2 separate regions of the Homo sapiens genome follow, and region 1 is linked to region 2. A link is an interaction called in ENCODE POLR2A ChIA-PET data of the cell type or tissue named here. Cell type or tissue: HepG2. All regions are shown on one strand. Links, peaks and the distances in the headings refer to the core of each region. The heading gives the core; the rest is flanking DNA.

Evidence for each region. ChIA-PET counts read pairs that join two places held together with the same protein. Peaks named below come from ENCODE experiments on the same cell type or tissue, not always from the same donor. Only the 100,000 strongest peaks of a DNase experiment are listed, where the experiment ranks them.
Region 1: POLR2A ChIA-PET joins it to region 2 with 17 read pairs; 6 of 35 experiments call an interaction of 5 or more read pairs at or near these places.

Annotation. Positions count from the first base shown.
Region 1 is chr17:40,952,790-40,964,001 of GRCh38, forward strand. KRT39 (keratin 39) reads right to left here. Exons shown (of 7, transcript NM_213656.4): 3 at 10,838-10,994; 4 at 9,613-9,774; 5 at 9,373-9,498; 6 at 7,492-7,712; 7 at 5,628-6,070. The coding sequence ends at 5,812. All of the region lies in intron 1 of LOC107985072 (a long non-coding RNA gene), which reads left to right. Among named protein-coding and RNA genes, the nearest start is that of KRT39, 8.6 kb to the right of the region's middle. RefSeq lists enhancers at 648-1,847, 3,746-4,945. In HepG2, for the core only: no CTCF peak of the experiment used is centred there; DNase peaks (open chromatin) are centred at 1,321, 4,172 and 5,492.
Region 2 is chr17:40,897,577-40,908,788 of GRCh38, forward strand. The region is part of intron 1 of LOC105371777 (a long non-coding RNA gene); the gene reads left to right. Among named protein-coding and RNA genes, the nearest start is that of KRT20, 18 kb to the left of the region's middle. In HepG2, for the core only: no CTCF peak of the experiment used is centred there; DNase peaks (open chromatin) are centred at 4,595, 5,735, 6,205, 7,205 and 1 weaker place.

The DNA of each region.
Region 1 (11,212 bases), core at 1,044-9,043, 55 kb after region 2:
AGGTTACTGGGTGCCAGGCATGCTCTAGGAGCTTTGCATGCATTAATTAATGATGTCATCTCAGCCCTATGAAGTAGATGCTATTAATAGCCCCATTTTAAAGATGAGGAAATAGAGAGATTAAGTAACTTGCCCAAGATCTCATGGTATGTGGCAGGGCTGGGAATCAGAGACCCAGCTGGTCTAGATTCAAGTATGTGTTATTAATCAGTACATGATTCTGCTTTTTAAACAAAGGTGGCCAAAGTTCTTTTCTAGGTTTTTCTAATACCTTTAAAAGGGTGCTTGTTCTGAGATTTCATCCTAGTCTCCTTTCCCCACTGAACTTAACAGAGTCCTCTTACATGGGTAGTAATTTTATTTACCTTCCACTGTGAGACTTCTCCCTGCAACCAGAGTCTATGCTGGGAGTGGGGAAGGGGGTGTTTCTTAGAAAGTGGCAGTGAAGGAAGAGAACACAGTTATTTTTTTCCGGTCAATGGAAAATGAGCTGACAGACATTTATCCTCCACAGAAGTGCAGAGAGAAGACCTTTTTACTCTTACATACAGTTGATGGGTAGTTCTTTATGACCAGCTACCCATGTTTAGAGATGTTCAGCCCAAAGCATGGTCTCTCTCTAGGTCTTCTGGGTCAGTAGAGTTAGGCAGTTTCTTTAAGGGCCACAGATACCAAATGGGTGGATACAACCCTTTCCAGGAAACTCTTGAGCACTAGCGTGCCCAGTGGCCCTCCATAACGAGCTGTAATATCGGAAATTTTTGCTTCTGGATTAGCAGAAAGGCCTTTTTGATTCTTTTTTGTTTCTGTTTTTTTTGTTTGTTTGTTTTTGGAGAAGGAAAAAGAGAAAGGAGTCCCAAACTTGCTCTCCTCCTGAAAAAAGTAAGAGATCTTACTGTCTGAGATGTTTTCTCCAGGTACGACTAGTATGTCCGCCTTGACTATTGGGTTGTTCCAGAGAGAGAGAAAGAGGGGGGGGGGTGAGAGAGAGAAAGAGAGAGAGAGAGAGAGAGAGAGAGAGGATCAAGAAAACATATTCAGAAATTTTGCTATTGTGATGCCTTCTTAAGATGTTTAGAAACATTGATATACATTTTTTCCCATGTGCATGTAAGTGGTAGCCTGTGGCTCAAAAGCATCACCTAGGAAAGCTCTCCAAATATGATGTTTAACCTGAAAGGATAATTACAGCAAACCTTTCAATGTTGCCAAACAGGGTTGTTCCCATTTGAACTGGGTGCGTGGGTTGTTCCCATGAAACTTGTGAATCATTCATGAACACACTGATCAGATATTTCTAGCCAGCCCAATACCCAGAGGATTCATTTCCTATAAAAGACATTTGATCACAGTGTTGAAACAATGTATTCAAGGTTTGCTTGCCCTGAGACTAACCCAAGTCTGTGTCACGGATGCTGATTGCCTCAGCCTAGAAATTCTTCCTAACCTAATAATGACCTATTCTCTTCTCTTTGGGGACACTTTCCTTTTCTCTTGAATTTTAATGTTTCCCCCCTTCTCTCATTTAAAGTGGATGTTTGCTTTTAAAATGTGTTTTCATTATAAAAACTTTAATTTTAAATCAAAATGGACAGAAATAGGATAAACTTACTCAGGTAAGGGATCCGTTTCTGTCTAGAGTAAGATACTTTTCTTCATTGTTTGAAAAATGGAAATTATGGGAATTAATAACAACATAGAGTCATTATCTTCTAAAGACATGAAGATCTCACTGATACCATCCAATTGCCTTTAAAAGACACTGGCAAAGTGGGGTGGGGGGGGTTGGAAGACTTTTTTTGGTGTCAGTTCTTATTTACAGAGGTAGAAAGCTAGACATGATAAGTAATGTCAGAGCTTGTAAGAGAAACTAAGGACGTAAGCTTTGAAGAGTCCATGGTGACTGCCCAGAGTCTAAGCACAGAGAAGCCAAATGGTACTTCTGAGAGTTAGAGCCTGAGGTCACTGTCTTGGGGTCCAGTGTTCTTCACATTAGGCCTCAGTCCACACCTGTTCACTACAGATGTGCCTGGGAACGAGGAGAGTGAGGAGCAGAAGACGGGGAACAAGGAGAGTGAGGAGCAGAAGAAAGAGCACTGGTCCTCTTTTCGACCCACGTACCATGGACCAGTTACTGTTCTTTCTGTGCCCCAGATTCTCCATCTCTCACATTAAAAATGCTATTAGCTGCCATCCAATACCTTCCGCATTCAAAAATCCACATATTCTCTGCATTTCTGGATGAGGGATAAAGACTCCTTGGATGATTCTCACTGGAAGCTGTGATGAGCTGGAGAAGGGTGCTTTGAAGAGTTGAAAAGCAAGCTGTTGCTACTACAGATTATTTCTGTTCTTGTATCAGGTGCTATTTGACCTTTCTAAGGAAATAAAAGTACTGATAATTCAATCCCATTATTGTGCGGCATGGATGAGTCAGTTAAATTTTCTGCCCAGCAGTTTCCTCATCTGTGAAATGGGGCTATTAATAATATCTACTTCATGATGGGGTTGTGAGGATTAAATGAGTTGATGATATTTATTAAATTATTGGTCATTATTGATTAACTCCATTTTATAAACAGGCGAATAGACACGAAGGAGGGGGGAATCTGCATGTGTGGTTGTCTATCAAGCTATGCCCAAATCTAAAAGCCTCAAATAAGTCATCAAGTCATTCAGATCTTTAAGCCAAAAGCCCCCATCAGTGATAAAGCAGTGGCTTTTAATTCAGTGCACACACTTCAGCTGAGACTTTTGTTAAAATTTGGATTCCCAGGTCCCACAGCTGGAGATGCAGATACAGGAGGTCTGGGGTAAGGCCCAGGAATCTGAATGATACAGACTCCCCTATTAATGCAATTGCAGGTGGCTTCTGGGTCACACTGGAGAAGTTTTGGCGGGACGTCAGGTAAGGGGTTACCACTAACTGAACTCTGGAGGAAAAGTTTCTGGGTAGTCTCTTCTGATCAGCAATTGCTGGAATTGGCTCTGGGAAGTAAGGATGCAAAGGGTGTGGGCTGTGTGATGGGGGCAGGTGATGGGGGACAGTTAAGGGGTGAGAGGCAAGGAGAAAGGGGGAAGCGTGGTTACTTACCTCTGTGTTTGGAAGAGTTTAAACTAGCTATGACATGAAGTGGAGTCAACAAGAAGAAAGGAAAAAAATCTAGAAAAAATATATCTAAAATATCTCCCTTTTTAAGAAATATAATTATGGACCCTCAGAGTGAGAAGCAGAGATATAGGATTTGACCTCAGGCTCTGGACACCATGCTGTGTTTCCTGATTCATGGTTGTCTTTCGAACTGTGCTAAAATTACACTTTCCCTCCCCACGAGCCCCTTTTCTGCTCTAGCTGCTGACTTATGCTGAACTGTCATAAAACCTTAAATTTCCTCCTGTGGCTGTGTAGGATACTTATTTAGCCTCCTAGTAAAAATCCAGTCTCCTTATTGCCTTTAAAAGTTTTGACCACATGCATACAACCAGCAAATGGTTTTACATTCTCTTATACGAAGAAGACACTTAAAAAAAAAAACAAAACTGCAAGCCTTCGAGTGGCTAACTCCCCTCTTTACTGTGCAGCTTATAATCATATATTTTTTAAAACCATGAATGGCATGGGGGATATTTTGCTCTCCATAGGAGGAAGGCATCCTACTTCTAGGATAAACTGAAAATGGCACTGCTGCATCAGTTCAATCTTAGCTTGAGTCCAGTGAGATTCCTCAACCCTAATTTTGTAGCTCGGAGCAGATTTTAGTGTGGATGATATATATCAAGGTCCACCTGGGCCCAGCACTGAACCAGAAAGAAAGGAAGAAGGTATTGATGGAAACGACATGTGTCTAGGTTTAAATATAGGGAATAGGAATGCCCTTCTGCAAAGCACCTTACAGTTTATGAGACCCTTTCACCATTATTATTCCATTTTATCCTTGCAGCCGTGTGGTAGGCAGGGCTTATATTGTTATATCCTATTTACTCGAGGTCATACATGCCCAGGCTGGATTGAGACTCCGTCCCAAGGTTTCTGAATCCCAGTTCCATGCTCTTTCCACATTTTCATCCTGCAGCCTGAGATAGTACGCAGTTAACTACTGACCGGAGGTACTCTGCCCACTCAGATGAGAGAGAAATTATTGATTTAAAAGAGGTCATTCTGGGAGTTCTGCATTCCACTTGCCTAGTGTAAGTTGCTACTTGTCTGGAGGAAGTAAATCATCAAGCTGTAAGTTACACAATGCATGTGTCTTTGATGTGGGCATCAGGCATTATTGACTCATTGATATGCGATACATACCCTAAGAACTGAAAAATGCTTTATTGAGTAGAATTGTGGGCCTGATCACAGGAAATCATGTTTTTTTTTCTCCTAAAAGTTAAACACTATTAAAACTCCAAAATCATGACTGGATAACTAAATTCATGAAGAAAGAATTTTAAAATGAGATAATTACAAAAATAGGTCTAGGGCTGTAGCTAAAAGCAAAACTTACATAAAAATTACATTGGGTGGTGCTTTTCAGCATTCAAAGCAGTGTCACATAAACAATTTCATTTGATCATCACAACAACCCTGTGAAGTAGGCATGATCCTCATTTAACAAACACAGAAATTAAATTTGATGAAGTCTAAATGTTTTCCCCAAGGTCACAGCTGGGAAATGCAGGTGTAGGACTTCAGGCCTTTTGACTACCCATCTGTGTTTGATTTTGAATTATTTCTTAAAACCTCTGGCAATGTCCAATGATTATTGTCAGGAATGACTTACATATTCTGAGACTATCCTGTAAGAAGCTGTGATGATGGCTGGTATATAAATGATGCCTTCTCACATTGGGACTGCCTTGCACTTACAAGCAGCAATTATTCACTATTGCTTTTCTGCAAAATGTGTGGATATTATGTCCATTTACTCTGATGGATAGATTGAAGCAGGAATCTAAGCTATGTTTTTCTTTGTCACTCTTCACAGGGAGGGGAAGAAGGGTTATTTCTTGAGAATTCCAGCTAAATGTTCCTTGTCAAACAATCAGAACAAACTCCCATTCCCTAAAGAATAGAAAGAGAAATAGCAAATGTTTAATGAAAAGACCCATGCTATTTCTTCAAAGTGTTCTAGATTCACTCCCCACAACTTATCTGATTCTCAAATAAAATATTTGGAGAGCCTAATAGGTCACAAAGTTTTGGAGACCATGGACATTTAAAAAAATATCTTTGGAAAGGTAAAGTATGTTAGTATAGATAAATCATAATTAAGACAGCAGAGTTTAATAGGATCCATACTCGTGACTATCTACACAAGTGAATTAAATATTAAAGATCTTTTCCCCTATTTATACTGTTCCCATATATGTTTCTTTCTGTATCCAAAGACATTTAGAAGGGAAGGTTGTAGCTTTTCACCTTCAGGTGCCGGTGGCCAAAAACAACCCTAAACTTGTCTGACTGGCTCTAAGGAGGAATGTCGGTAAACAAGGCCTGAGTAAACAAGAGAGAGACCTGCCCATCAATCACCTGGGTAGTCAAGCAATGTAGGCCATCTTCCTGGGTGCTTACAAATCAGTTCCCATCCCTCAGATAAATGCAAAACATCCTTCCAGAGAAATGTAATTTATTATCATGTTAGCAGTGGTGAGTTAGGGAAGGAGCAGAATAAAAGATATTCTACCTAGCAATGGGGACCCGCTGTAGTAGTAAGAAACTAAGTACCTTAAGGGACTGGGGAGTTTTCTTAAACCTCTCTGGCAGGAGCATGTATTGGCCTCTGTTTCATAAATGTGGGTCATTTTCATCACCTTGGGATGTTAGACTTTGGCAGGTCTGATGATGAAACAAGGCTGCACATGCTCGTAAGAAGAAATGACCTTCCCATCCTTAATCTCCTTGGTGATGGTGCAAATTTTAACCAGTATCCGGGACAGGGGTCCGCAGGCACTGCAGTGCTCCTTTAAGCTGCAGGGGGATGAGGATGTGCAAGCTGGGGCCGTGCTTTCTATGGCTCCGGACTTACAAGATGTCCAAGGGGAAGGCTCACATTTGGTGGCACGTGGGTAACAGGGACGCCTAAGGAAAAAAAACACAATTTTAGCTGTGATTGAGGGAAGGCGATGATGGTCATGGAGAAAAATGATTGTGGCTAATTTTTTTAACACGTGTTGCTCAAGACAAGTACATACTTCTAAATGCTTATTCATTTATTTTGTACTGTAGTTACTGGAAGAAAAAGAATCAGATTAAATCCATTGGAAATCAGCATCCTAGGTTTAGAAGTATTCGATTATGTAAGTTTCCATTAGTCAATACCATCACATTGTGGAAAGAATACTGCACTAGCAGTCAAAAGACTGAGGCAGAGACCAGCTCTGTCCTTTACCAGCTGGTGACCTCAGCTAAGTCATTTAACGCACTCAACCTTTAGTTTTTCATCTGCAGAATGGATATAATGGAAACTAAACCCACAGGATCAACAGTGATAAGGAACAAGTTGAGGGCATTATTATCCGAGGAATGGAAATTAACCAGATATTTTTCTCATTGAGGAGTTAGTCATACTAATAGTGGTGGCCTGAACCCCAGCTATGAAAGAGTCCTCACTGTGTCATCAGGAAGCTTCAAAGTGCCTTCTGGCTGTCTATGCATAGTTTTTAGAGAACTGAAGTAAAAAGCAGTTCATAGTAAACACTCTTTTTATAAACATAATCTTTCTTTGATGATTCGAGGTATTTTGGTATATGATCACAGCTCCTAAAGGTGACAGCATTGATGACCATTGTGCTCACATAATGTGGTCATGCCAATTAAAAGAATGCTGTGAAGAGTTCACTGATTATTTTCGGGAAGTAGGTCTCCTTTGCAATTGTAACTAAGTCTCTGGGGTTTTAGTTTGGACTGAGTTGCTTCAAAGAACTCATCCTCCATATATGTTTACTTATGGGTTGGTTAGCTTCTTATTGCTTACAAAAATTATAACTTTTATTTTTTAAAAAAGATGCTAAAACATACATGTGTACATGCTTCTGTTGGCCTCAAGGACTAGTGGCTAGATAGGGTTAGGGGTTTCAGCCTGAGCAGAATGTTCCTCCAAAGGAGCCTGGGTTGTTTTGTACAAGCTCATGAAAATCAGACGTTCATCTCAGTGGGGAAACATCTGTAATGGTCACCAGGAATATTCATCTATGGGGAAATAATTTTTTCTCTAGTAATTTTTAAAACTCTAAGAAGGTAAGCAACCTATAAGAAATTAACCTGGCCCATGGGCTCTTCAGAACAGCTCAGGTCAGCCAATGCCTCAAATTTGGATAAGGTTACAATTGCAAGTCTTCCTCATGGCACAGCTTGAGAGGGTGTGTGGATGCCTCTGTCCAAGCTCCCCATCACTGGCAAGAAGGTCAAACAAAGCACTTGACCCCTGTTGCCAGTGGCAGTACATATATCTGCGTTCATTTACACTTTTTTGTCATAGAAGTTGCTGTTATTTTACATACTTGCCATCCGAGCTCTCCAGAAGGCTGCGGTATGTGGTAATCTCACATTCCAGCCGGGACTTGACGTCCAGCAGGATCTCGTATTCTTGGTTCTGTCTTTCCAGGGCACACCGGATCTCTGCCAGCTGAGCTTCCAGGTTATCAATCAGACTCTGGATCTGGGTCAGCAAGGCCGTGTAGCGAGCCTCTGTCTCCGTTAGGATGCACTCTTGGGAATCTCTCTACCATGGAGAAGGATAGTAGGATTTATAATGACTCCTTTAAGCCCAGGTCACCTGTGACCTGTATCATTTAAAAAAAATGGTTTCTTTGTGACACTACTGATAGATCTCCAAGCACTTTATTTATTGTTTCCTAATCAAATAAATCCAAAACCCAAATGATCAACTATGCTAAAATCTGCTTTCCTTTATCTCTTCCCTCTTTCTCTCTTTCTCTTTTTGCTTCTCTGTAAGTATTTGTTTCACTTTCTCTTTCTTGACCAACCAATAGTCTCGCACCACACTTTCCTACTTAGGAGAGAAAAAATAATAACTTAATGCACACCCAGGCATTAAAAATGCATTACTGGCTGGGCGCAGTGGCTCACGCCTATAATCCCAGCACTTTGGGAGGCCCAGGTGGGTGGATCACAAGGTCAGGAGTTCAAGACCAGCCTGGCCAAGATGGTGAAACCCCGTCTCTACTAAAAATACAAAAAATTAGCTGGGTGTTCTGGTGGGCACCTGTAATCCCAGCTACTTGGGAGGCTAAGGCAGAGAATTGCTTGAACCCGGGAGGTGGAGGTTGCAGTGACCCGAGATCGTGCCACTGCTGTCCAGTCTGGGCGACAGAGTGAGACTCCATCTCAAAAAGAAAAAAAAAAAAAAGCATTACCATGGCACTTCATTCAGTGAGTGTTCGTGTCTTAAAAAAGGAAGGAAGCAATGTTTTACCATATACAATTTATCCACCAGATCAATTCCTTTATATGTAAAATATGAAAGTTGAAACTGATGAGTAAATTTCATTCCTGCTCTATCATTCTGTAAGTCTATGGATAATGATGGGATTTTAGGTTTTAATAGCCTATTATTTGCATGATTATCCCAATTTTTATAGATGAGAAAACTGAGGTTCAAGTGGTTCAATATGTTGTCCAAGGTCACATGACTAGCTGGTGACAAAACCAGTGTGGGGCAAGGTCTTCCCAAAAGCCTTCACATCAGAGCATGTAAGCAATTCTCTACTTCAGAGAGGCATTATCATGAGACAGAATGATACTGGCTTTGGAATCTAAACTCTGGCTCAGACTCTTATTTCTTTTGTGACTTTGGATGAGTTTCTTAATGTCTCAGGATCTCAGTGTCTCTATAAAATAGGTGGGCTGAAACTTACCTTGGATTTGCTTGGGAAAATCACTTTAGCTCTTGGAGCCTCATCTGTAACATTCGTTAATAATTATGCCACCCCCCCTCTTAGGATTGCTTTATAAATCTCATGTGATAGCTTGTAAAAATGCTTTGCATATAATAAAATGCTCTCCCAGTGTTTCCCAAAGTGTACTTCATGAATCATTAATACCATGAGATGTTCTAAAAAAAGTGGGGGGATCCACAGTCAAATAAGTTTTGGAATGCTGAATACCATATACCCCCTTCCTGGAGATTCATGGTGTATATTAGCTTATTAATGGCTCACAGGAAGGCACCCTGTTTAACCTTGGTTTAGTGCAGCGTTTCGTAGACTTATTTGGCCACAAAGCTCTTTTTCAGCCATAGACGCTTTAACAAATGAGGAACTATTGTTCTGAAAGACACAGTTTGGGAAATACTGCAGCACACAGGTGTAAGGGACTGTTTCCATCTTTGCTGAGCTAGGCTTGGTCAGCTTGCTCAGTACCATTCGATGCTGGGCCTGCAGTTCAACCTCCAGAGTGTTCACACTGCGTCTCAGTTCTATGATCTCCTTTTGGCAGCATTGCTGCTGTTGAGAGCTGGTCACCACTTGTTGATTCAGCTCCTCTATCTGAAACACACAGCCAGAGACTGAGAATATTATGGGAGGAAAACATGACTTTGATTAAAGGGCCCTAGAAATGCAGCATCAGCTTATTGTTTTTGACTTTTCTATATCCCCCACCTGCGTGTTGAACCACTGTTCCACATCTTTGCGGTTTGTCTCCATGATGGGCTCATATTGACATCTCATTTCTTGTAGAACCTGGTTTAGGTCAGCAGAAGGGGCAGCAGTCACTTCAATGTCAAGTCTCTCCCCAAGCTGACACTGTAAAGAATTGATTTCCTAAGGAAAGAAAAAGACTGTGAAGTCACTTGGTGAACAGATAACCCCTTTGTGTTCTTGTTTCACTCTAACTGCTACGATTTAGCTTAATTGTGTCTAAAATATAGCCCACAACAAAGGAATACATGATTTACAGGTGTTATTGAGATGCTATAAAATGATTTAAGACTCTTTCAGGTAGGACTGTGTGTTTAAATGTGTGCAAAATTAAAAAAAAATGAGTAGCAAGACCAGAGTTCCAAAAAATTTAGATCATTTCCAGGGCTGGATAATGGGTGAAACAGGATAAAGGTGGAATTGATCATGAGAGATTATAGTCTCTATGGTGCAAATACGGGATTGTGCCAATATTGACTTGCACCAATATTGACTTGTACCAATGGGAGGTGGCAGAAGCCTGTATAGGGATGCCTACAAACATGGGAAGACTGTAAGGACAGAAAAATTGGGTTCCTTCTTGTAGAAAAGCTGGAGGGGATGTTGGAGGCCTTTCTTCCCCTTATGGCTCCAGATATTGTGTTGGAGCCAGTGGATTTGAAATACTACCTTGAACCAGTGCTAGTAGCAGTAGGTATTTTCAGGGCTAAACCAGAGTAGTACGTAGCAGTGGTTTGGCTCTGTGTCCCCACCCAAATCTCATCTCGAATTGTAATTCCCATAATTCCCATGTGTCAAGGGAGGGACCTAGTGGGAGGAGATTGGATCATGGGGGTGGTGTCCCCCATGCTGTTCTTAGGATAGTGAGTGAGTTCTCACAAGATCTGATAGTTTTATAAAGGGCTCTTCCCCCTTTGGTCTCTCTCTGTCTCCTGCTGCCAAGTGAGATGTGCCTGCTTCCCCTTAAGCCATGATTGTAAGTTTCCTGAGGCCTCCCCAGCCATGTGGAACTGTGACTCAGTTACACTTCTGTCCTTTATAAATTACCTACTCTCAGTTATTTCTTTATAGCAGTGTGAGAACGAACTAATACAAGCGGGCACACCCTTTGTCAGGTGCAACTCAAAGGAACTGATGCTACTTTTAGGGACTTAGCTTGTGATTACTCTATTGGTCTTTGTCTCACCTCTTTGTGGTTGTTCTTGAGGCAAAGGAGCTCCTCTTTCAGAGACTGGACTTGTGCCTCTAGGTCGGCCTTGCCCAGGGTCAGCACATTCAGGATCTGCTTGAGGCCATTGGCATCTGACTCTACCAGCTGGCGTAGAGACACCTCAGCTTCGTATCTTTAAAAACCAGATGGGAAAAGAGAGACATCTGAAAGGAGATGATGCAAACCAAGCCAAGCAGAACTCTCATCTGCATTTTGCTCTGGGCACCTCACTTAGTGTATTTCTATTAGAAGTTTTATTCTCTTTGGAGGTGAAACCATTTGATATAGATCATAACTTAATTATTATTCCCAAATTAGTTTGCTAGGGGGATCTACATTGCTGTTCTTTGA
Region 2 (11,212 bases), core at 1,339-9,338:
TCGTATTAAAATGACTGATCTGGGCCTGGCACAGTGGCTCATGCCTGTAATCCCAGCACTTTGGGAGGCTGAGGTGGGTGAATCACCTGAGGTCAGGAGTTCAAGACCAGCCTGGCCAACATGGCGAAACCCGGTCTCTACTAAAAATACAAAAATTATCTCGGTGTGATGGTGGGCATCTGTAACCCCAGCTACTCAGGAGGCTGAGGCAGGAGAATCGCTTGAACTTGGGAGGCAGAGGTTGCAGTGAGCCAAGATTGCGCCAGTGCACTCCAGCCTGGGCAAGAAGAGCGAAATTCTGTCTCAAAAAAAAAAGAAAAAAGACTGAGGTTTGTTATAATGATTATGATCATTTTGTCTTTGCCTTTTTATTTCTTAGTATCCCAGAAATTATCCAACCAACATTTTTGATGTGGAAATGTGAATGAAATCTCTTTTGGTAGAACTACAAGAAAGATTTTAAAGGTCGTATTTTTTCAGTTTTATCAACATGGACTTAGTAAGTAGCATAACGTCATCAGACTGATCTGGTTCAACTTTTATGTTACAGAGTTGTGAGTTGTTGTGAGTTGTTTTTCAGTTCCATGGACCCCCTGAGCATGCCCAGATGAACCAAGTGTGCAGGAACCTAAGTGCTTGGACTAAGGAGTGGGGACTGAATTAAGAAGCGGACACCCCATGGCAGGGTCCAGTCAGATCATGCCTCCCAGCATCACCTCATTGCAGGATCAGATCATCCTCATTACCCTATGGTTATGAAACCTGACCTAGCCTCAAGCTCAGGGAGACAGATTTGAGCATTTCCTTCAGTTTCCTTGTCAGTCTACTCACAATAAACCTTTCTCACTGCCAAAACCCAGTGCTTTGGTGCTTGACTTAACTTTGCCTGAGGGCAAACGGACCTGGTTTGGTTTGGTGACAGTAGTTTGTGTGTTATTTTAAAGCATTGGTGTTTTAAAATTGTACTGAGATATTAATATACAGAGGTAATAATCCCCAAAGTAAAACTATCATCATAAAACCTTTTTGGGATGGAATAGCTCTTTTTTTTTGAGACAGAATCTCGCTTTTGTTGCCCAGGCTGGAGTGCAGCGGTGTGATCTCGGCTCACTACAGCCTCCACCTCCCAAGTTCAAGTGATTCTTTTGCCTCAGCCTCCCGAGTAGCTGGAATCACAGGTGCGCACCACCATGCCCTGTTAAATTTTGTATTTTTAGTAGAGATGGGGTTTCACTATATTGGCCAGGCTGGTCTTGAACTAACCTCAAGTGATCCACCTGCCTTGGCCTCCCAAAGTGCTGAATTGCAGGTGTGAGCCACCGCACCCAGCCTGGAACAGCTCTTTTAATGAGAAAAGAATAAAGTCAATTTGAAAAAAAAAAAAAAAAAAGGCTTCAAACCCGAGCCTGATTCAAACATTTTAAATCTGTCTTTTAAAGACCATTCCAAAACTTATGCTTTTATCATAAAACAATTCATTGGTAATTTATTTTGGATTATTCTTCTGTATTTCTCCTTGTAAGTGTATTTGCCCAGTGTGTTACTCTGACATGCCCCATGTTAGTAGCTGAACCGTTATTAACTATTGATCTATACCAATAATTCGTTTTGTTCCCTACTGCAGGGCTCATTTTGTTACTACATCATGTGAGGCTTTCTTAGAGATGTACCCAGTGGCTTTTTAAAAGCACACATTTTACTACCATGTGCGTCTGGTTACAATTTATGTGTGTGTATGTATGTGTGGGTATATATTACCTATATGCAGTGTATGTATATATACACATATATATGTATATATGTGTTCACAACATTCTGATGTAAAGGATATGTCAGATTTCTATGTTCCTTGATTTAGAGAAAAAAGGTTGATGACTTATTTTTTCCATTTTCTAATTTATTGGGAAATACGATATACATACATTTAACAACAGACCAAAGGAAAAAATGAAAGAATGCCTCCATCCTGGTGTGCATATTCATGTGCTATTCAAAACCACCCCACTTCACTTTTTCCTCTTTTTTCCACTGATGATTCTGAGCACTCTGCTAATGTTATAGATACCCAGGATTGAAAACACAGACTTTAGAGATCTGGACTTGAATCCTATTTCTGCTACTTGCTTGGGCATGGTTCATAACCTCTCTGAGCCTCACTTTCCTCATATGGAAAGTGGAAGACCATAATAATGGCCAGCATGGTGGTGGTGTGAGGATTAAATGAAATGCCATATCTGAAGTGCAGGTACAGCACCTGGCATGTAGGAAGCACCCAGTGAGGTGTAGCTTCTTAGTGGCAGCCGTGATCATAGTAGAAGTACTGTAATTGTAAACTTGGTGGTGGTGGCAAGGAAAAGGCCACTAACATTTACCCTTCAGTATGCACTGAGCTAGTAGCATTGTGTCATGGATGCTCACTGAGCCTGTGCAGCTAGTACAAGGTAAGCTGAAGGACAACCCGGAGGAAAATATAATTGAGAAAACACATGACTACTTTCAAACATTTACAGTGACCCAGAAGTATAAGTGGGAGGAGCCATGAATGATTTACATAGAGGATCCACATCTCAGATATTTATGGATTACTTAAGATAATAGACTGTGTACTGGGCATTGAGGACAGAAAGATGGATAAGACAAGGTCCTGTCTTCCAGTCTTTCCCACTCCTCTGTGTGTGTGTGTGTGTGTGTGTGTGTGTGTGTTTGTGTGTGTGTGTCTGTATTGGGGTGGTGAGAGCCAGAGAAGAAAACCTGATGGATGAGACCATAAGAGATGAACTCACCTCCCTGGGTGATGTCCGGGGCTGGTTCCGTGCTTTTGCCCCAAGGAGTTCATATTGAAATGGAGAGGATGGATAACTCAAGCTCCACCTGACCTCCTAGAAGAGTGCTGTCCAGTACTGAGCCACATAGGTAATTTTAAATTTTCTACTAGCCAAATTAAAAAAGTAGAAACAGGTGAAATTAATTTTAATAATATCCTTTGTTTAACCCAATATATCCAAAACATAGACTCAATATACAATTCTTAATGGGATATTTATTTTATTTTTTGAATTACATCTTTGAAAAGTGGTGTGCATTTTACACTCAGAGTATATCTCTATTTAGACAAGCCACATTTCGAGGACTCAATAGGTACCTGTGGTTAGTGTCTACCTTAAGGGACAGGGTAGTTCTAGAGCTCTGCTACTCAAAGTATGGTCCTTGGCCTCACAGTTTCACAGTGTAGATATGCCCTCTGTCCCTTCCACTCCTCCTAAATTGGAATTTGCATTGTAACAAGATCCATGGTGAGCCCTCAGAGTTTGAGAGGGGCTGTCTGATGACTTGAAAATCTCATTTGAGGAAACTGCACACCCTCCCTTCTAGTCATATTTGTGCAGTACATTTCCTCATCATAGATTAGGTAAACCATCTTATCATAGTCGGACCAAAGGTAGAGTTCAGTTTAGCCCTTGTTGGAACCAGTGGGATCTAGTTGGGTTTTTCTTAGTCGGAAGGTTGAGCTATTTGGCAGAAAATGAAGGAGAGACAGGACAAAGATGAGATACGAGTGTTTATTCAACCACAGAACAAATGACATCACCATTGTCATTGGAGCTCTTCTTTTCTGACATATGTTTTGAAAGGGAGAAAGGAGTGAAGAAGGGAAGAGAGTGAGAGCTTCCAAATTCATGGGGTTTTCGTTATGTCAGAGTTCTTCCCCTAGGGTTAGCCTCATGAGCACGTGAGCTTGGAAGGGCCTGGCACTTGGATTAATGCTCTGCTGTTGCAGTGTTGAAATTCTTGACAATTGGGTCCGGCATGCCTGCTTTATACCGAGCCCTGAAAATTATGTAGCTTGTCCTGCCTCCCCTAAATGTCCACTTACTATCCACCTGCAGGTGTAAGAGTCACACTGGATTAGGTAGGTTTTGGGAGGCATTTTCTCTTTATGTGTGTGTATGTATGTGTGGGTATATATTATATATGTGGTGGGTGTATATATACACATATGTATGTATATATGTGTTCACAACATTATGATATAAAGGATATGTGCTGGGCCAGGTACGGTGGCTCACGCCTGTAATCCCAGCACTTTCGGAGGCTGAGGCGGGCGGATCACGAGGTCAGGAGTTCGAGATCAGCCTGACCAACATGGTGAAACCCCATCTCTACTAAAAATACAAAAATTAGCCAAATGTGGTAGCACGTGCCTGTATTCCCAACTACTTGGAAGGCTGAGGTAGGAGAATTGCTTGAGGTGGAGGTTGCTGTGAGCGAAGATCAAGCCACTGCACTCCAGCCTGGGCAACAGGGAGAGACTCCATCTCAAAAAAAAAAAAAAAAAAGGGATATGTCCCGGATCAGCTGGATCAGGTAGGTTTGGGAGGTGTTTTCTCTTTCACTTCCCCATCACCACAATCTCTTTATAGCTTAAGAAATAAAAAAGAGATAACACAGGCCTTTGGGAGAATCGAGATCAATAATGCATTAGATAATGGTGTTCTGAGGCAGGATTTCAATGAAAGGCTAAGTGCTGTAACTATGTAACAAAACACCAGCACAGGACAAAGAGTAGGTTTCTCAATCAACAAGGATAAACAGCCCCACCCTCCCAACCTTGTCTCCAGGTTTACAATTATCTGCAGTGTTTGAATAGAGCTCAGAGATCTCTGGGCAGTGACAATGAGTCAGCTGGGCCCATTCATGTTGGAAGTTTTATATGGGTGAAAGTTAAAAATGTTAACTTGTTTCTATGTTGTAAAAATGTTAAACAAAGAATAAAAGTATATTCTCAAGATGACTCATGAGGAAAAAAGAAAGTATATTAGTAGTTTCAGAGCTCAGACCTGAATCAAATGCCTGAATCAAATCAAAAACTACTCAAAGCTTTGAGACCTAAGAAAGTCACTTTCTTTTAATACTAATGGACTTGGTATAATTTGTAATGCCTGCAGCTCAGAGTTTAGGCGGAGAGTCAGCCACATTGGCTTCACCTGGGGGCTGATTACAGATCTCAGGCCACCCCCACACCCCACACCCATCGCCACCACTGACCTGCTGAATAAGGATCTGTATTTTATCAAGATCTACAGGTGATCTGTGTGCCTATTAGAGTTTAAGAAGTGCTGTAATGTTGCACTCAGCAACTACTTATCTTGGCGGTGGTGGGAAGGGAGGAGGGAAATCTAACCCCTTCACAGGTGCATCAACTTAGTGCCTAAGACTTCTTGAAGCATTATGGGAAAGCGAGGGTTCTCAAAGTGTGGGCTTCAGACTGGCAGCATCAGCAGCACCCAGGAGCTTGTGGCAGTGCAAATTCCCAGACTCTGATTATCTGGCTCAGAAACTCTGGGAGTGGGACCCCACAATCTGTGGCTCCATCTTAGCAAGTCTTTCCAGTGCTTCGGATGCATGGTAAAGTTGGAGAACCATGGCTGTAAAGTATCAGTAGTCGAGGAGCAGGAAGATATTTCCACTGGTTGTACATTTTAGTTTAGAATGCTTGATCTTGTCAAGCGGAGCCCCACATTGAATCACATGTTTCATAAGGCAGTAATTCTAACTTTGAAAGAAGTCACGATGCTCTGACTAATTTGAAATTTATTTTTATTTCTGAGGGAGATTTGGACATGGAAAGGGATGGCAAGAAGTGAAATGGTTGAAAAAATAAAGAGTATGACATGATCTGGCAATTATTAACCTGGGGAAGTGAAGAGTGAAAGAAGAAGCAATCGAGCCACATGTTATCTCTGTAAATGGTGAAGTGACTCACCCTAGGGCTCACCAGGAACAGGAAGATGTCGTTTCTTTCTTGCCTCCAAGTGGCAAGCAGGGACTGTGTGTCCTTCATTCATAGCTGCTTGAGAATCAATTACAATAGGTGGGATGCTGTGATAGCCAATAGGGTTCAGAAATCAAGACACAGTCCATGATTCCGAGGAGGCGGCAGCCTAGCCGGAGACGGTGACTAATCGGGAATTATATATAATGTTCACGAAAAGATTTGTGGATATAGAGGAAGGATCCCCAAGTAAAGCTGGGTGGGAGGGAGTCATTGAAGTTTTCCTGAAAGTGCAGAGTTTGAGGGAGAGTCCAAGCTGGAAAAGCACAGGGACATGGAGGTGGCCCACGCATCCCTAAAGTGCAGCGATGAGTAACTGGTGGATAAGTCACAGCCCATAAATCTCAGAATTCATCCATTCACTCCACAAATATTTACTCAGTACCTGCTGAGGGCCTGGCACTGTTCTAGGCCATGAGGATACTTCCGTGAGCAAGACAAACACAAATTCCTGCTGACAAGGCTTCATTCTAGCAAAGGGATATAAACCCCATACAGATAATATATATGTAAATTATAAGACAATGTGATGTAATCACACTGGAAAGGTAGAGAAATGGCAACCGGAGGTGTGAGATGGTGTAAGAATCCTGTGATGCCATCTTCTACAATGGGGATTTAGGTCTTTAATGTCTTCTTTTTTTTTTTTTTTTTTTTTTTGAGACGGAGTCTCGCTCTGTCGCCCAGGCTGGAGTGCGGTGGCGTGATCTCGGCTCACTGCAAGCTCCACCTCCTGGGTTCACGCCATTCTCCTGCCTCAGCCTCCCGAGTAGCTGGGACTACAGGTGCCCATCACCTCGCCCGGCTAATTTTTTTTTGTATATTTAGTAGAGACGGGGCTTCACCGTGTTAGCCAGGATGGTCTCCAACTCCTGACCTCGTGATCCGCCCACCTCGGCCTCCCAAAGTGCTGGGATTACAGGCGTGAGCCACCGTGCCCGGTCTTTAACGTCTTAAGTTGATAAAACAAGAAATAGCAGTGTAAGCATATTCCTTAGAGATATGCAGGTTAATACCAGAAACAATAGCTAAAAGATTTCAGAGAGAAACATTCAGGAGTGGGGACACCAGGGGCTGCTATTTTTTACTATGAACCTTGTATAGTATATGATGTATTCATTCATTCACTCACGCATTCATTCATGAATTCACAAGTCTGTGTGAATATCAGTGTGTGCAAGGTTTTGTTGCAGATGCTGGGGATACAGTAGTTAAAAAAACACAAACGTTTCTGCCCTGGCGGAACTTAGATTCAGGGGTGGGAGCTAGAGGTGAAGGGAGTAGGTCAGAGGAGAAAAAGGAAGGGTGGGGAGGGCTGGGAAAGTTGCCCTTGTGTGTAGAGAGATGAGAATGGGCCTCCCTGTGAGAGTGGTATTTGAATGACAGCAGGAAGAAAAGAGCCATATGGCAGCTCAGGTGCAAAGGTCTATAGCAGTTTAGGTGTGAGTGTGGGTGGAGCAGTGGGGATGTGGGGGTGCTCAGGGATGGAAGGGAGGGTGGTGGAAAGGACCTCAGCAATTCGGAGGTGAATGGTGAGGGATGTGGATGCCATCATCCAGCAAGGAACCTGCCTTTTACTCTGTGATATGAGAAGCCACCGAACTTTGGCGATGGAGTAATTCCTTATATCTTTAAAAAGAGGCACAAAGACCACACCTCATAAATACTGACATCATATTAACAGAATAGATAATACACCACTTTTTCAAATGTATCTTTTTTTCTTTTAATCGCTGAGAGGGAAAAGTAGTATCAGTGGCAGCACACACACACACACACACACACACACACGGAAGAAATGGAAATAAAAGCTAAAGAACAAACTAGTAATGATTCGGAGTGAGACCCCTAACACCTCCCGAATGGGGGCAAGAAGCTCAGGACTCTGGTAGCCCAGGCAGAGTCTGAGTAACTGGCGTTGCCTCTCTTCATGCATCTACCTGATCCACCTGTCCTTCTACCCACCCCTCTGATCCCTAGGAATTCTGAGAGCCTGGTATCACCCAGGTACAAGATGAAGAAGTCTATTGTCCCCTAGAGGGTAAATGGCAAGAGGTGCAGTTTAGGAGGATTCTCAGTCTGGGAGGAGAAGCTAGCTGAGAGCTTGCCACAGATGTAAGCAGGAACGCCCGGCTGAAGTGGGAACGAGGCAGAGGCTGGAAGACACAGCAGAGTGCTGTGCAACAGATGCCGCCTGGCAGACATGGTGCTCTCATCACAAGAGACTGTTATTTGGTACTGAAGTAGCCTTCACATTCCATAGAAAAATGTCTTTCTATTTTTTATATTATACTTTAAGTTCTGGGGTACAGGTGCAGAACATCCAGGTTTGTTACATAGGTATTGATGCGCCATGGTGGTTTGCTGCACGCATCAGCCTGTCATCTACATTAGATATTTGTCCTAATGCTCTCCTCCCACAGCCCTCCACGCCCCGACAGTCCCCAGTATGTGATGCGCCTCCCACCCCCCGTGTCCATGTGTTCTCACTGTTCAACCCCAACTTATGAGAGAGAACACACGGTGTCTGGTTTTCTGTCCTTGTGTTAGTTTGCTGAGAATGATGCTTTCCAGCATCATCTATGTCCCTGCAAAGGACATGAACTCATCCTTTTTTATGACGGCATAGTATTCCATTGTGTATCTGTGCCACATTTTCTTTATCTGGTCTATCATTGATGGGCAATTGGGTTGGTTCCAAGTCTTTGTTATTGTGAACAGTGCTGCAATAAACATATGTCTGCATATGTCTTTATAGCAGAATGATTTATAATCCTTTGAGTATATACCTAGTAATGGGATTGCTGAGTCAAATGGTATTTCTGGTTGTAGATCTTTGAGGAATCGCCACACTGTCTTCCACAATGGTTGAACTAATTTACACTCCCACCAACAGTATAAAAGCGTTCCTAAGAAAAATGCCTTTCAATCCTTTACCTTATTCCATGATCACCAATTTTCTGATACCTAATTCAGTGTGCAGGCACATTGATTCCAAGACAGGTTCATGGTATAATGGCAAAACAACAGCAAGACAACTTCCATTGTAAATGAACGGGGGCTTCTTGTTCCTTGGGTTTAGCTGGCTCCATTCCCTTAGCTCCTGACCAACCTTGGTAAAATAAAATTTCTAAACCTTGAAGCTTGAGGACTGGACCTTTACCAACAAATGTGTGTTGAAGAGTGAGCATGGGAGGTGCAGTGAGTGTAGGGGCTCACCTGGAAATACTCCGCTCCTCCTAAGCATTGCTCCAGCGTGGCACCCACAGCCACAGAAGGAAGCACAGCACAGGAGATCCATCAGGGTGTCCCATGAAATGCTGCATCCGAAGCATGGGCCAAAATATCTAGACCTCAATGAAGAGCTATAAAGGGGTGTTAGGGGATACAGCATCTAACATAGAAAGCACGCTGTCCATGGTTATTAAGTGAATGCATGGATGAACAGGAGGAGTCCAAATTATCTGTTTTAAAGAGGAAGACATTTCTTTGTGTTTTTAATCCTTCTTGTTTTTATGGTGTCTACTACCAATTAAAATGTATTGTGCCATGTTTCTTAATTAAAATAAGAAATTTGATTGCATGTTTCTGTTGGTAAATGATCATACAAGAATCATTCATGTCAGCTTTGTTCTGGGAATGAACACAGGATATGGGGTCAAGATACGTGGGGTAACTCTGTTACCAAGACCTTTAAGGAAATAGTATTATTGAATAGAAAATGGAACATTTGGGCTCTGAAGTCTTATTTCATGACATTTAAAGTGTTTATTTAGCTCTGGCTTCCTCTGCTGGAAGATTGACTTTCTTATTTGCTCCTGTAACGGATGGATATGCTGTGTGGCTGTAGAGCTCCTTCCCTCCCTCCCTCCTTTCCTTCCTTCCTTCCTTCCTTCCTTCCTTCCTTCCTTCCTTCCTTCCTTCCTCCCTCCCTCCCTCCCTCCCTGCTTGCCTTTCTCTTTCTTTCTTTCTCTCTCTCTCTTTCTTTATTCTTCCTTCCCCCCTCCCTCTCTGTCTCCCTTCCCTTTTCTTTTCTTTTTTCTTTCCTTTCCTTTCCTGTTTTCCTTCCTTCCCTCTTTCATTCCTTTCTTTCCATCCCTAGTTTTCTTTTCTTTTCTTTTCTTTTTTTTTTTTTTTTTGAGGCAGAGTCTCACTCTTGTCCCCCAGGCTGGAGTGCAGTGGTGCAATCTTGGCTCACTGCAAGCTCCACCTCCCGGGTTCACGCCATTCTCCTGCCTCAGCCTCCCGAGTAGCTGCGACTACAGGCGCCCACCACCAGACCTGGCTAATTTTTTGTATTTTTAGTAGAGATGGGGTTTCACCGTGTTAGCCAGGATGGTCTCGATCTCCTGACATCGTGACCTGCCCGCCTCAGCCTCCCAAAGTGCTGGGATTACAGGTGTGAGCCACTGTGCCCAGCCTCTATCCCCAGTTTTATATTGAATTATAATTAGATTCAAAAGAAACCTTTCAGCCAGTGGTCCTCATCCTTAAACTGCATATTGGAATCTCCTGGGAGACGTAATGTTGTAGGCTAAGGATATAATTCAGGCTATTACTGAATTATAAAGCGTGCTGTGTTCATATCCTGGAGGATGGAATTGGGTCACAGTGTTTTCAAGTCTGAAAAATCAGATGCCATAGTTCTTTGTGTTTTTAAGTTAGAGTCCATTGCCTTAAGTCCTCATGGGCATTTTAAGAAATAGATCAAAGTATTTGATGAGCTCAGGGTATGGGCACCCATACTTTCTCCTCGCTTTATCCTTCAAATTAGTCTACTTAGAATTTGCTTTTAAATTTCTGCCTAATTTTAAAAAGACAATTGTGGGACTGAGTTGCTGTCCTACCCTTTTTCTTTAATTGTTATTTGACTTCAGACTCTTCCTATAACTCATGTGTGTGTGGGTGACACTCCTCTGAAAAATGGGCCAACAGAAGGGCTTATTATTTGGGCCACTGTGGTCATGAAACCCAGGTTCACATTGATTTTATTGCAAAATTTAGATACATGCACCAGTCCACATGTTAATTTGCTTAGTATTCTTACCTTTTAAAATGTTTTTGCTTCTCAGACCCTTGTGATTTCAAGTCAGAAGTCCCTGACCTCTTAATGCTTGTTTTTTTTTTGTTTTTTTTGACACAGTCTGCATCTATCCCAGCCTCAGTCCTCAACTTCCACTGCTCTGTGTAGCATAATCCCCATGCAGTCCCACAGTTACAGTCAACAGGGCCTTTCCTCCATCTATTAGCAAACATTCCTGTTCTTAGAGCCTCAGAGAGTGAGGCAATGACAGGATCACGATTTTAACATTTCCCCTTTCCTGAAGCTTCTTTATTGGGACACTGGTGTTAAAAAGGAAAAAAAAAAACAGCTTAATT